Regions from separate parts of the Homo sapiens genome. Here region 2 is linked to region 1. A link is a contact called in ENCODE Hi-C data. All regions are on one chromosome and are shown on one strand. The core of a region is the stretch at or near the end of the contact, and the rest is flanking DNA. Distances in the headings are between cores, read along the strand shown. Region 1 has its middle 74 kb from the start of LINC01503. Region 2 holds the start of FUBP3 (far upstream element binding protein 3).

Evidence for each region. Hi-C counts contacts between places; a loop is a spot of excess contacts on that map. Pooled maps may share reads with other maps.
Region 2: a loop to region 1 is called in a pooled map, with 8 times the contacts of the local background. The contact joins the promoter of FUBP3 here to the enhancer-like site in region 1. A Hi-C loop is called at or near these places in 2 of 37 single-sample maps with no recorded cell type and 2 of 50 pooled maps.

The regions. Positions count from the first base shown.
Region 1 is chr9:129,407,309-129,414,668 of GRCh38, forward strand. No RefSeq gene overlaps it. Among named protein-coding and RNA genes, the nearest start is that of LINC01503, 74 kb to the left of the region's middle. RefSeq lists silencers at 702-996, 6,126-6,205, 6,226-6,395, 6,506-6,715, 6,856-6,995. Within about 2 kb of position 5,888, at least 41 of the 41 ENCODE cell types and tissues checked have a DNase peak (open chromatin) inside an H3K27ac peak, as active enhancers do.
Region 2 is chr9:130,576,154-130,583,608 of GRCh38, forward strand. It overlaps FUBP3 (far upstream element binding protein 3), which reads left to right and starts at 3,424. Exons shown (of 19, transcript NM_003934.2): 1 at 3,424-3,611. The coding sequence starts at 3,528. It overlaps LOC100272217 (a long non-coding RNA gene), which reads right to left and starts at 3,341. Exons shown (of 1, transcript NR_027440.1): 1 at 1,197-3,341. It overlaps LOC124902286 (a long non-coding RNA gene), which reads left to right and starts at 3,687. Exons shown (of 2, transcript XR_007061818.1): 1 at 3,687-4,095; 2 at 4,506-5,933. RefSeq lists a silencer at 3,372-3,741.

The DNA of each region.
Region 1 (7,360 bases), core at 4,638-7,137:
GGCTGGTCTCGCAAGGCCCTCAGCCTGAGGCTTTGAGAAGGCCATGGAGGTACAGTGACCGCCCCCAACCCCAGCCCCACCCTAGCTTCTCTTGTAGTCTTCCTCATCCCAGGAAATGAGACCTCCCACTGTTCATGGCACAGGAGTCAGGCTTGGTGCTTTTCTTTCTTCCACATCCACATCTGATCCTTTTACAAATCCTGATGGCTCTACTTACAATATATCTGAAATCCAGCCATTTTCATCTCCACTGCTGCTGTCCCCGACCAGGCCACCACCATCTCCCCTCTGGGCTCTGTCGGCTCCTGGCTGAGAATTCTGATCAGTTCCCCAGACTTCCCTCCAGCCCCTTCAGTCTATTCTCACTCAGAAACCACAGAGATTGTTTAAAAACACAAATCAAGCCGGGCACGGGGGCTCAAGCCTGTAATCCCAGCACTTTGGGAGGCCAAGAGGGGGTGGATCGCTTGAGTCCAGGAGTTCGAGACCAGCCTAGACAACATGGCGAGTCTTCATCTCTACAAAAAATTAAAAAATGAGCCAGGTATGGTGGCATGTGCCTATAGTCCCAGCTACTCGGGAGGCTGAGGTGGTAGGATTGCTTGAGCCCAGGAGGTTGAAGTTGCAGGGAGCAAGATCGCAGCACTGTGCTCCAGCCTGGGTGAAAGAGCGAGGCCTTGCCTCAACACACACACACACACACAGAGACACACACACAGACACACACACTGACCCTGGGCTTGCCTCTGCCTTCACCCTCCCTGGCTTCCTGGCTTCAGGTGTCCTTAGAGTTAGGACACTGGGCACACCCACCCCAGGGCCTTGGCACCTGCTGCTCCAGCCCTGATCCTCTGCTCCGGGCTCCCCACAGGTCTCAATCCCTCCCTCCACCCAGGTCTCAGCTCCAGTGGCATCTCCTCACATCCCTGGCCTCCCTGTCCAAAGTCCAGCCCTCTTGTTCTCTGCTCTAGCCCCTCACCCTGCTCCCTGGATCCTAGCATTAGTTTCCTGGTTCTTTGTCTTTCTTTCCCAGAATGTCAGCCTTGAAAAGGCTCGAACTTGGCTTTTCTGTTCAATGTCTCCTGTTGTATAGAAGAGTGCCTGGCAAGAGTCTGTGCTCATAAATATTGATTGGACAAACGAATGAATGCTAACTATGACTATTATTACCATTATTGGTCGGCAAAAACTAGAGGAAGATAGATTGAGGAGAGGGTTGATGTGATTATGTCTAATAAGAAAAAACAACAACAACAAACAGTGGCCTGCTCCTGCCTGGCTTCCGTCAAAGACCAAAGACCAGTGGGCTTTCTGTCCTCCGGGCTCTGTCTTCCTGCTGCCATGGTTACCACGCTCCGTGGGCTCCAGAAGAAAGGCCAGGCCAGGCTGACTTTGCGGTTCTGCCCAGCTTCCTTGGGTAGCCCAGGGCCTGGCAGAGAAAGATCCCATCCAAAAGCAGCTGGCTTCTCCGGTCTTATCTCCGTAGTGCCCAGATGGAGGGACAAGGGAGGCACTTGCTGTTCTTCCAGAAAAAAACAGTCCAGGTTCACTCTGCATTTGTGCAGGACCTGGTCATGCTCTGGGCAACTCAAAGACGTTCGGATCATGGTCCCTACCCTCTGGGAGGTTTCTGGCAGCGGGGTGGGGCCAGAGACAAGCACTGACTTAGCTGTGTATAAAAATAGCAAGGGCTTGCACGTGACAGGGACAAGTCAGGTGCAGAGAAGCAGGGAGAGCTCTCTCACCCATACCTGCCCCCCAGCCTCGCTGTCCTCTCACCCCAATGGACGCCCTCTTGGCCAAGGCGGCTGAGCTCCCATGTCTCCACCGGGTGCCATCCCAGACTCCCAGAGGCCTGGGGCTGAGGGGCTCCCTCCACAACCCCACGTCTCAACCAGCGGCTGACAGAGGTTAGAGGGCTTGCACAGATCTTACCGCTGGTGGCTGGCAGAGCTTCAGAAGGGTGCAAAAGGGACACTAACTTGGCAATAGCACCCTGGGATCTTCTTTCTCACCTCTCTGCTCCTTCAGCTGACAATCCAACCCTGCTCTCCACCGCTGAGAACAGGCTCTGGACCCCCAGAGACCCTCTGAACTAACCACTGCACCCCAAGGAGCAGCTGCAGGGTTTGGGGGTCCAGGACTGAGGCCTAGGACCATCACCATGGCGGTCACTGTCATCTCCATGACTACAATCATCACCTCCATGACCAACTGCCATCACCTCCATTATCACCACTATTGTGAGGGAAATTGTGTCCCCCCGAAAGATAGGTTCGGCCAGGCGCGGTGGCTCATGCCTGTAATCCCAGCACTTTAGGAGGCCGAGGCGGGTAGATCACCTGAGGTCAGGAGTTCCAGACCAGCTTGGCCAAAATGGTGAAACCCCAGCTCTACTAAAAATACAAAAAATTAGTTGGGCATGTTGGCGGGTGCCTGTAATCCCAGCTACTTGGGAGACTGAGGCATGAGAATTGCCTGTATCCAGGAAGCGGAGGTTGCAGTGAGCCGAGACTGCGCCAATGCACTTCAGCCTGCGCAACAAGAGCAAAACTCCGTCTTAAAAAAAAAAAAAAAAAAAAAAAAGATAGGCTCAAGTCCTAACTCCAGTCCCTCAGAATGCGGCTTTGTGTGGTCTTTACAGAGGTAACCAGGTTAAGGTGAGGTCGTTGGGGAGCCCTAATCCAATAAGAGTGAGGTTCCTATAAAAAGGGGAAAGGTGAACAGACATGGCAGAATGAAGATGACGTCAAGATGAAGGGCAGAAGGATGGGAGGACCGGAGGACAGGAGTGACACAGCCACACGCCAAGGCTGCCAGAAGCTGGAGAGAAGCCTGGGACGGAGGCTTCCCCGGGGCCTTCAGAGGCAGCATGGTCCTGCCCACGCCCTTACTGTGGACCTCGGGCCTCTGGAACCGTCAGACGGCTCTAGCAGGAGAATATAACCACCATCAGCATCACCACCACCATCAACATCACAACCACCACCATCAGCATCACAACCACCATCAACATCACCACCACCATCAACATCACCACCACCATCAGCATCACCACCACCATCAACACCACCACCACCATCACCATCACAACCACCATCAGCATCACCACCACCACCACCACCACCATCAGCATCACCACCAACATCACAACCACCATCAGCATCACCACCGTCATCAGCATCACCACCACCAACATCACCATCACCACCGCCACCACCATCAGCATCACCACCATCACCACCACCACCATCACCATCACCACCACCATCAGCATCACCACCACCATCAACATCACAGCCACCATCACCATCACCACCATCAACATCACAACCACCATCATTATCATCACCCTATCCTCATCCTCAACCTCAACACTCCTGTATTTGTTTCCTTCCTTACGGCTGAGGAACACATCACTACAAACCTGGTGGCTTACAACAACACAGATGATTCTCTTGCTGTTCTGAAGGCCAAAGGTCTTCAGCAGGCTCGGGGAGGACCCTTCCTGCTGCTTCCAGTTTCTGGCAGCTCTAGGTGCTCCTTGGCTCGTGGCTGCATCACTCCACCCTCTGCCTACGTCTACACACAGCTTCTCCTCTTCCGTAGGCACTTGTGATGACATTTAGGCCCCACTTAGGTCATCGAGGGTGACCTCCTCCCAAGATCCATAACTTAATGACATCAACAAAGACCCTTTTTTCCAAATAACGTCACATTCACAGGTTCCAGGGATTAGGGTGTGGACATATTTGGTTGGGGGGTGCACCATTTAACCCACTACAACCACCACCACCACCAGCATCGCCATGGTTGCATCAGTTAAGTTCTAGAAAGTACCAGGTCAGTCCAGGGCCCTCACCTGCGTCATGGCCTTTCTTCCTTAAGACAAACTCAGAGCAGGCTCTGTTATTTATTTATTTATTTATTTATTTGACGGAGTCTCTTTCTGTCACCCAGACTGGAGTGCAGTGACGCAATCTCTGCTCATTTCAACCTCTGCCTCCCAGGTCCAAGTGATTCTCTTCCCTCAGCCTCCCAAGTAGCTGGAATTACAGGTGCCCGCCACCACGCCCAGCTAATTTTTGTATTTTTAGGAGAGATGGGTTTTCACCATGCTGACTCGGCTGGTCCTGAACTCCTGGCCTCAAGTGATCCGCCCTCCTCATCCTCCTAAAGTGCTGGGATTACAGGCGTGAGCCACCACGCCCGGCCCAGGGTCAGTTATTACCCCCATTACTTAACACATAAAGAGGCCAAGTCTTGGAGAGAAGAACTCGCTGGCCCAAGGCTTCGCTGAGAAGGAAGGATTTGAACCCTAGCACTCTGGCGACAGTGGCCCCTGACTGACAGTTGTCCTGCCCCCAGCCCCAAACTTCTGATCATACAGATAATTCCACAGATGAAAGAGTGGGGCAACCAGCACCTGAATGGAAGGCACAGCGCCACGGTCCCATCTAGGCTCTATCACCAGCTGGTGGCGCATCTTAGCCCCATCTCCTTCCCCTCTCCAGGCCTCAGTTTGCCCAACTGTAAAACAAGAAGTGGGGGTAGTTGGTCTGGGTAATCTCCGAAGTCCTCCCAGATCTGGGGTTCTGCAACACTGGGTGTCTACTGTCATTTTGTCACAAACTTTGCCCAGGGCTCCGACTCTCGCATCAGCTAAACCCTCTGAACCCACCACCAGCTCTGCGTGGACGGTCAGCCTGTGGGGTGAGTGCTGGTGACTCGGCGTGGAGGGAGGTATAGGCCTGCCCGATGCCTGTCCGTATCTCAGGGCTGGGAACCTCTGTCTTACACTCCACAAGCGCTGGGGTGGGATGGGGTGGGAGTGGGGTGGGGTGGGGGTGGGGGTGGGGTGGGGATGGAGGATGCTCTTTCTTCTTGGAACCAGTGACTTTGGTTCACACATTCAGGGAGGGCTGTGCAGCTGAGAGCGGCTGGTGCTGGGAAGAGAGCTGAAGATCACTTTATCTTGAAAGGGCAAAGGTCTCCGTGACCAAAGGCTAACCGCATGTCCTTGGAAGAGAAAAAGAAAAAGAAAACATGAAACAGGCTAAAGGGGTCTCTGAAAGTTGTTTCCAAAACCTGGGTTGTTCACTAGGAGTTGCTTGTAAGTGTAAACACTTTTTTATTTTTATTTTTTGAGATGGAGTCTTGCTCTGTTGCCCAGGATGGAGTGCAGTGGCATGATCTTGGCTCACTGCAACCTCTACCTCCCAGGTTCAAGTGATTCTCATGCCTCAGCCTCCCTAGTAGCGGGGATTACAGGCGTGCACCACCACGCCTAATTTTTGTATTTTTAGTAGAGACTGGGTTTTGCCATGTTGACTAGGCTGGTTTCAAACTCCTGGCCTCAAGTGATCCTCCTGCCTCGGCCTCCCGAAGTGCTGGGATTACAGGCGGGCCGTGCCCGGCCAACATTTGTTTTTCTGAACCCATGGTATGGTGTGCACTGCAGAGGCTTTTTCCTCTGGCTTCCCTGTCCAGAGCAGCAACTGTATGCATTTGAGCTGATAATGTCCAAGAGTGGGGAGCTGAGTTAGGAACAGAATCACAAACTTTAATTAGCAGGATGACATTAACATCCCAGCAGGGGCTTGGGGGCGTCCTTCAGGCCCATCTGATCCCGGTGGACACCTCCCCACAGGACCCGCAATCTTGGGACACTGGAAGCCAGGCGCCCTTTGAGGGTGGAGGGAGGCCACCCACCTCCCCATGTGGCCAGAAATTGCATGCCCCGGCAGCCTGCCCTGGCTTGGTTCAGCAGGGCCCAGAATGTTCTGGTCTTTATCTGGTTTAGTTTTAAGTGCTTCCAACGGCAGCAGGGCTGTTCCACCACAGTCCCCAGGAAATTGGTCCGTGTAGGACGGAGCCTTCCCGAGAATGAAGTCATCTGTTCCTTTTTTATTTTTTGTTGCCTTTCTCCTTCAACGCGAGTCACCGGGCCTCTGCAGTCCCTCCCCGCGCCAACGCGCCCCGCCGCGGGGCCCGGACGGGGTGGCGGGGGAAGGGGCGAGGAGCAGGGCCCCGGGGTGCGCGGCCGCCCGACGCCCCCTGCTCTCGCCCTGCCCCCCGCCCCGGCCCCCGCCCGCCGCGGCCTGAAGGTGAGCTCCCGGGGGGCCGCCCGAGCTCCGGCGCGGCCCGCTCGGCAAACAATAACAGTAAATAACGCTCCCTTGTCAACGTAATAAAAACGGAAACGGTTACAATGTTTTTTAATAAGCGTCCCCCATCAATCTCCCTCCCCCTCGTCCCGGGCCGTGGGCACCGGGGAGGAGGGGGAAGGGTGGGGGGCACCGGGGCGCGCTGCTTGGGGGACCCGGGGTGCAGGAGGAGGACGCCCGGGGGAAGAGGGGAAAACACAGCAAGTGAGAGACGAGGGGGCGCGAGCGGCCGGGGTCACGCGCGCCAGCCGAGCCGGGAAGCGGCCGCGGTGAGTAACACCGTTGCCATGGCGACGTGGCCACGAGGAACAGGAAGCGGCAGAAATAGCAGCCACCGCGGCCCGCGCCGCCCGGCCCCTCCCCCCAGCCCGTTGCCACGGAGACCGGGCCAGAGCGAGGCTGCGCGGGCGGCCGCGGCCGCCTGCGCCCCAACCCGCGCATGCGCAGCGGGGCCTGGCCCACGAGGGCGTCGCGGGTGTGTCCCGTCGCCGCGCCGGGGCCACCTGGACCCCCAGACCTGCCCCTGCCGCCCGCTTAGGTGGTGGTTCGGGGGCCGGGGGAAGGAAAAGCCAAATCGTTCCTTGTTTGCCTTTGGAAAGCCGCCCTGCCATTGTTCCGGGCGGATTCCTTGGTTTCCAGGCGCTGTAGGCCAGGAGAGGAGGGGGCAGGAACCCCGGCCCAGCGGTCCCAGACGTTTTCGAAGCGACAGACCCTGGGCCCAGCGCGGGGACGCGGAGGGGACACGGGCTAGCAGCCCTGCCCTCCGGAGCTCAGGCCCAGTCCGGGCTTCCCAGGCCCCGGGGCTGCCCTCCCGGAGCCCGACCTCCCCTGGGGGTGGGGGTGCTGCCCCGGGGCCCCCTTCCTGGGTTTCCTGGTCCTTTTGTTCACGTATCCCCCTCCCCGGATTGAACCAGCAAAGAGCACAAAGCAGAAAATACATCCTTGCCGCCCGCAGGCTCCCTCATCCCGCAGAAAACTCTGAAACAGTCCACACCCGTCCCAAAGTTGAGAGAAACCTGGACGTTTCATAAACAAAACCCGCCCTCCAGCAGCGTGTTTATGTGGAGGCGGCCTCGCGTGTCTGAGGCTGGGGTGTGTGTGCTCGTGTGTGTGTGTACGTGCGCCGGGGACACGCGATCATCTCTCAGGTGTTTGTGGAGAATTTTTTTTCTCTCCAGATTTTGTTTGGTTTG
Region 2 (7,455 bases), core at 2,174-4,673, 1.2 Mb after region 1:
ATATGCCACCAACTTCTAGGCAAAAGCTTTAAAAGCCAATGTATGCTTCATACTTCTGCATCTTATTGACAACAGGCAAACATTCTTCAACCAATAAAACATGAACAAAAGTAGTGCCTAGCATTTGAGGAAGAAGCTTTAAAAACCAGTTCGTGCTTTGTCACTCGCTTCTTCCTCTGCCCTGATAAAGTTTAATGTTCCAGACAGAGGCTGCTATCAGCCTTGGCTGAAGAGTAAACAGGACACGTAGTGGAGGCAACACCATGTTCATGTATCCAGTGAGAAATAACCTGTATTGTTGTAAGCTACTGAGGTTTTAAGGCTTGTTACTGTAGCATAACCTAGACTCTCCTCATTGATACAGTTTCATTTTAGCGTGGCTTCTAGTTGGTAATATCTAGAGGCATTGCAATGTTATCAATAGGAATGGTTTGCAAAACTAGTCACAACCACAGTATGTGGATTTTTCTTTTCTTTTTTTTTTTTTTAGACTGAGTCTTGCTCTGTTGCCCAGGCTGGAGTGCAGTGGCACGATCTCGGCTCACTGCAACCTCCACCTCCCAGGTTCAAGTGATTCTCCCACCTCAGCCTCCCGAGTAGCTGGGATTACAGGCACCCGCTACCAAGCCTGGCTAATTTTGTGTGTGTGTATTTTTTTGTAGAGACAGGGTTTCACTATGTTGACCAGGCTGGTCTTCAACTCCTGACCTCAGGTGATCCGCCTGTGAGCCACTGCACCCGGCTTTTTTTTTTTTTTTTTTCGAGACAAGGTTTTGCTCTTCTTGCCCAGGCTGGAGTGCAATGGCACATTCTCAGCTCACTGCAACCTCCGCCTCCTGGGTTCAAGCGATTCTCCTGTCTCAGCCTCCCAAGTAGCTGGGATTACAGGTGCCCTCCACACGCCTTGCTACTTTTTGTATTTTTAGTAGAGATGGGGTTTCACCATGTTGGTCAGGCTGGTCTTGAACTCCTGACATCGGGTAATCTGCCCGCCTCGGCCTCCCAAAGTGCTGGGATTACAGGTGTGAGCCACCACACCCGGCCGAATTTTTCTTTTTTAACCTCTAAGAATCTTTCCCTGTCTTCTTTGGACAAGATCATCTCATTCATTCATTTCACAAATACTGAGAGCCAACCAAATGCCAGGCATTGGTGCTAGGTGGTAGGGAGAGCAATTAACAAGACAAACATAGACCTTATGTCAGCAGAGGCTTTATTCTAGTGGAAAAGGCAGACAATAAACATATAACTGCATGATGATTTAAAAGCAACTGTGATAAGTGCTATAACAAGATGATGAAGTCTAGGGTGTTAGTAGAACAATTAACAGTGAACATGACAAGCTCAGGGTCATCTTCATCTTCTGTGCCCCCAAATATAAGTGACCTGCTCAAAGTTAACCAGTAAAAGAGGGGAAAACAAAACTGTCTTCCTACTTAGGGATTCTCTGGTCTTTGGACCAAACCTTGGAATACAACTTACATTTGGGCCAATAGCCTTGTTTTCCCTATTTATACTCATAGGGAAAGCCAGCTGGAATATGCATGAATCAACATTCTAACCTCAGAGATATATTTCTAAAATTCAAAACAGAAGTTATCACTGATACTTGGTTCAGCTGAACGACTGTGTTCATGAAAGTTGATACCATTGCCATTCCTTGATTTTTACAAGCATAGCAAACTTAAAACGCTCAACACACCCAGAATGGGCAATAAATGGATGTGTTGGCATGGTCCTCCTCGTGCTGGCACTTCAACAACACAGCAAGCTATGTACTTTTGAACAGGGGTTGGAACATTTTTTCTGAAAGCAATCTTCAATCTTGCAATTTTGCCAAATTCTTTTATTTTGCCATAATCTATGAATTATTCTACTTGGCATTATTGAATGCAAAATAAGTTTACTAAGCACCTACTATGTGCCACACCCTAGGGATACAGGGAAAAATAAGTCTCTGCTCTAAAGTAACTCACAGTCTAGGAAAGAAGTCATTAACAAATAAATAACTATACTTTGGTTATTGGTCAAGTATTCCTCATACTTCTTTAGAATGCCCAAAGCTCTCTTGGCATAATGACACAGTGAGGGGTGAGGGTGGGGTCATCAAGGAAAGTTATATGGGACTTTTTTCCCCAAGAAAGGGTCTTGCTCTGTCACCCACGCTGTACTGCAGTGGCGTGATCATAGCTCACTGCAGCCTTGACCTCCAGGGCTCAGGTGATCCTCCCACTCCAGCCTCCCAAGTAGCTGGGACTACAGGTGTTTGCCACCACGCCCAGCTAATTATATTTTTTGTAGAGACGGGGTCTCACTATGCTGCCTAGGCTGGTCTTGAATTTCTGGGCTCAAGAGTTCTGCCTGCCTTGGCCTCCCAAACTGCTAAGATTACAGGCGTGAGCTACCGCACCCGGCCCGTATTGGATTTTATTTATTTCCTTTTCTTGGTGCTCATCCTCCTTCACAACTTCAAGATGGGCATAAGATGTTTGACAACATGGTTCTTCATTAAGTCCAACTCCTTATCATAATAGGGCTTGGGAAATATTAAACACGAGGGCAATCGTGCTAACACAAAAATGGGCGCCCCCTAAACCTTGTTACTTGTTTGCTCACTTATAAGAAGAGCCAACTCAAAGGCTCAACTGAATTCTAGCACTAAGATTCCTTCCTTGCTGTAGAAGATCTGTACCTGGTCACTTCCATTAAAGTTACATAGGCGTTCCAAGAAGCCTCCTGCAATACAGTTGTGACTCAGCCGGTATGGGAGTAATGACGGTCCTGTGGTATTTCCTGCACCCCCAGAGTCCCAGAGTTTGTTAAGGACCGTGTAAGAGGACACCACGCTGGCTTTTCAGTGGGCGCGTCTCTCCTGGGGGCATCACCAGACAACCCCAGGCGGAAGTGGCGGTGGCCCATCCTCATGCAAACTGCAGTGTAAGAACTGGGGCCCGGGACTCCTCGCAAATGTGGGACACTGACATTCTGTGATGCTGTCCCAATGCCCTTTCAAAGCGCTCAGCCCCCAAATTCCCAACCAACAGCCATTTCAGGGAGGGGCTACCCAGGACCAGGCTTTTGATGAACCACGACTGTTCGGGGTGCCGTCTTGGGAGAGCCACGTCAGTCCCTCTGAGATTCCAAACGGCCGACAGCGGACACCTCGGGACCACATCCAAGCCTCGGGGACCTGTCAAGACGCCATCGACGGTCCTGGACCAAATCCCGCCCGGGAAGGGAAGGGTCGCGACCGGACCCTGGAGACCCACGGCTGCCTGGCGATCTGAGCCCACCCCGGCGCTGCCGTCCCGCCCCCACTTCCGATCGGTCGAAGGTCACGTGCCCTGACCCCGCCCCGCAGACGCGACTCCTCCAGCTGCGAGCGTCCCGGCTTTCCCTTCCGCCGGAAGTAGGGCGACTTTCCTTTTCCGGCTACGGGTCCCCAAGCGGAGCGGGAGGCCGGACCGGGGAGCCGAGCGGCGGCGTCGGCGGCGTCGGCGGCGGCGGCGACGGCGGCGGGGGCGGTAATGGCGGAGCTGGTGCAGGGGCAGAGCGCTCCTGTGGGGATGAAGGCCGAGGGCTTCGTGGATGCCCTGCACCGGGTCCGGCAGGTACGGGCGCAGCCGGCTGGCAGGAGCACGAGATCCCGAGGCGGGGCCTGGCGGGCGGGGAAGAGGGGTTCGGGCCTGGGGGGCGGGAGGCAGCCTGAACCGACGTCTCAGCCGGGCCGGGCCGTTCCGTGGAGTTCCTACAGCCGGGAGGAGCCGGGGGGATAAGGCGCCACTGCGAGGCCCAGGCCCGGCCTGTCGGGCGGGTCTCCCAGGTGCCTGAAGTCGCTGGGAAAGGGTTTGCTTAGAGCGTCTGGCCCCATCGTGCCCCAGCGGCCAGCCTGGACCCACAGTGTAGCTAGCGCGGGGTTCTGAACCTCGCGAGGGGAGGGGTCCGGGAAGCCCACGGGGAGGATCTGGGTGTAGACATAAAGCAGCTGTCTGACGCCCAGTAGCTTGTTAAAACTTGGGGAACATCGTCTTTAGACTTTCTGTTGAGTAGAAGGAACTCGAGGGCATCTTATATGTGAGGGTGCTCTTTGGAGAGGTGAGAGAGGGAGGTGTTACATGTGTGGGGGTGGTCCCCAAGATGTAGAAATTTCTCATGGCAAGCTTGCCTCTACTGGGGAGAATGATATGGCCTCATTCCGACATTGAAACTTTACTGTCTGACAATGTCGTGCATTTAATCAAAGTTAAATTAACTGGGTTTTAGAAGGCTCCAGGCTTCCCCAGAGAGTGAATATGGGACCTGCCAAAAATACTTACTGGCTTCTGGCATGGTACTTAGAACAGAACGTGTTCTTCATTTGTATCTAAAACTTACTTACAAGTCAGCCCTAACACTTCAGCTTCCTCGGTTAAGTGTCTTATGTCCTCCTCTCTTCTTATGTAATTGTAAGCGCACTGATACTTTAAAAGTTGGGCTATAACTAATTACTGCTTGATTCCTAACAGAAAGCCACAGGAGTCATTGTATTAGAAGAAGGTCTTCACTCGGGCGCTTGAAGATATGGTCTTTACATCTCTTTCCAGTATTCCAGGGGAGGGAACCCTACCTGTTTCCCTGATAACTGACTTTTCATGTTATATATTGATGCTCCTATAGACATTATATTGGATCCCAGAACTTTCCAAACCTGTGGTTCCACCTAAAATTTTATCTGATGAATTGTTACTTTACTGCCTAGCTGCCAACCAGTACAGTAGTGAGTATCCATCTTACTTAGACTTCAGATCCACCCATGGCTGTAATGGATGAACATGCCACCCAGCTCCCCTTCCACCACTCTGCTTGCTGGCGTGTTACAGTGCTCTCCTCTACAGTACAGGGTCCTGAACCTTGTTTCTCACTGGCTACTAATATGTAATGGCTTTCGCTCTGTGCTGATGTGTGACAGTCACCTTGTTGGCCTTCTATGTCCGGGAAGAATTATAGTCACTGCCCTAAAGGGCTCAGATCCTCAGTTTGCAGAAGGCCTGTAGTTGAACATAAAGTGAATTTTGAACCATTGAGAAGACATTCCGCTTCTCTTGAGCCAGTGGTTGAACTCATATTCTTGGACAACCTGCTCCAGAGGGAGACCCTCTGGTAAATGCTGACCTAATGTGGATTGTTGAAGCAGTGGTGTTTACTACTAGCAGTGAAAACTTCATTGGAATTGTTCTCAGCTCTGAAATGCACCATTGACTGGAGCAGTAATAAGCCCAATGGAGACAGGGCTGTAAGTGTGTTCCTTCTGAATGTTAACAGCTGGAGGTCCATACTATCTCCAAGGATTTGATGGCCTTTAAAAACTAAAGAAAAACCAGGTTGGTGGGTAATTTTAGGTTTATTGTATATAGATTTGCATTGGGCAAGAACGGAATGTTAGAAATCTGTAATACTGTATGCTGATGGTAAACTTACTGTAAGGATCTCATTTGGGTATCTGGAAGGTGATAGTTCTGTTTCTTTGTTATATACACAGCATGTTACAGAGATGTGATTTTTCTCCCCATTAAACAGAACTAAAAGACAGTATATTTATTTAAACGCAAAGCTTTTTCCCCTTTTATGTCTCCTCATAAACTCCAGAGACAGTCTGGAAGGCCCTCTTAAATTTGTCAAAGAGCAGTAAAGTGTCTCACGCTCAGTTTTTCTAGCAGATCGTAATACTCTCAGTTGACCCTGCTGGGATTTGAACCTGCAGTTTCTATTAAGTTTGGTGTGTGAAGTCCAACACCTTATCAACTAGGCTTTCCCTCTGACATCTTGAAGCCTCCGTGTATATCCTTTGGACTCTGCAGCAAAGTGCATCAGTTGTTAGTTTACTCTGAGCATGGTATTCTTAGATTGAAAAGAAGTCTCTGAAGATGTCAAATAAAATGTAAACATTTTCTCCAGCAGTGTGAAGTCTAGTGAGTTAATGTTTGGCACAAGCAGGTAATTTACATCCATTCTATAGGGTAGTAGAAATGTGATCTGGGCAAGTCACAGTGGCTCATGCTTGTAATCTCAGCACTTTGGGAGGCTGAGGTAGGAGGATGGCTTGAGCTCAGGGGTTTGATACCAGCCTGGGCAACATAGCGAGACCTTGTCTCTACTAAAAATTAAAAAAATTAGCTGGATGTGGTGGCCCACCCCTGCAGTCTCAGCTGTTTGGGAGGCTGAAGCAAGAGGCTAGCTTGAGCATGGAGATCAAGGCTGCAGTGAGCTGTGATTGCTCCGCTGCATTCCAGCCTGAGTGACAGAGTGAGACACTGTCTCAAAAAAAAAAAAAGAAAAAGAAAAAGAAAGAAATGTGATCTCATTCAGTTCCATGGATGAAGATCTAAAAACTGCTGGATATTAAAAAACATCTGTCTACTTTTCCCAAGTCATTGGCTGGTTAGCAGAAGTAGTGTTTCTTCAACTAGTTCAGATAAGACAAAATCCTGAGTAGTTCATCCTGTTCCACAGCCGTCCTCTGCACTTCTATACTGACTGTCTGCCTAGGTTACAAGGGGACCTCTGGATGAGTAGATCCAAGTCTGGTTTATGTTGTTCCATTCTCCTAAAAATATTTTTAAATGTTCCTAGAAGGTCTACCATTGATAACTTAGTAGCACCTGTCATCACCCGTGAGCAATCCCTTGTTAGGAGAGTGTGATGCCACAGTGCATTATAGGTTGACAGCAGCCTTCCACAAGCTGGACCAGCTAGCTGTCTGCCAGTCGTCGCCTAAATAGAAATTGTTCTCCGAGAAACTACTAATACTTTTTAGGACTTTAAAAAGCATTAGATCTGTTTTGATCTAGATAGACCCACTCAATGCCTCTGGATTGTATAACTACAGCATATAATGTTGATACAGAATGCAGTCTAAATGGTGCTTCATAGAGTTCGTTCGGCATCACGGTAGCACTACACTTAAATGAGTGTGACCAAGCCATTGTAGAATCAGTAGAAAGTAACCTTTTGACAGATTTTTAGGCCCGAACCTCTTCTTCACTGGCACCTATTTTGGGGAAATGTTGATTGGTGTGGGGCCTCAGAAGTTCCACAGTCCTCCTGAAAATCTCTCCCAGTGCTGCTGTTTCACAGTTTAAGCCTGAGCAGTAGGTAATTTGGGATGTGTGTTGTATACCCTGGGCTGATTTAGAACTTTAATGCTTTAAGATTCTGACTTCTTAGAACAAGCACTAGGTTTCCTTTTAAGAGAACACTGTACATCTACCATTAAAAGAAAAAGCCTCCATTCATTGGCCAGTGGGTTCGCCCTGCGAGGCTCATTTAACACATGGTTTTGACTCCCGGCTCAGTCAAGTGTGCTGAACACTCAAGAGATCTAAGTGGTACTCCACTGAGACTGTCTTGTACATGTCCAGTGATTGAATAGCTCAAGTCATCATTTCACAAGGGACTAACTCCTGCCTGTACACTCAT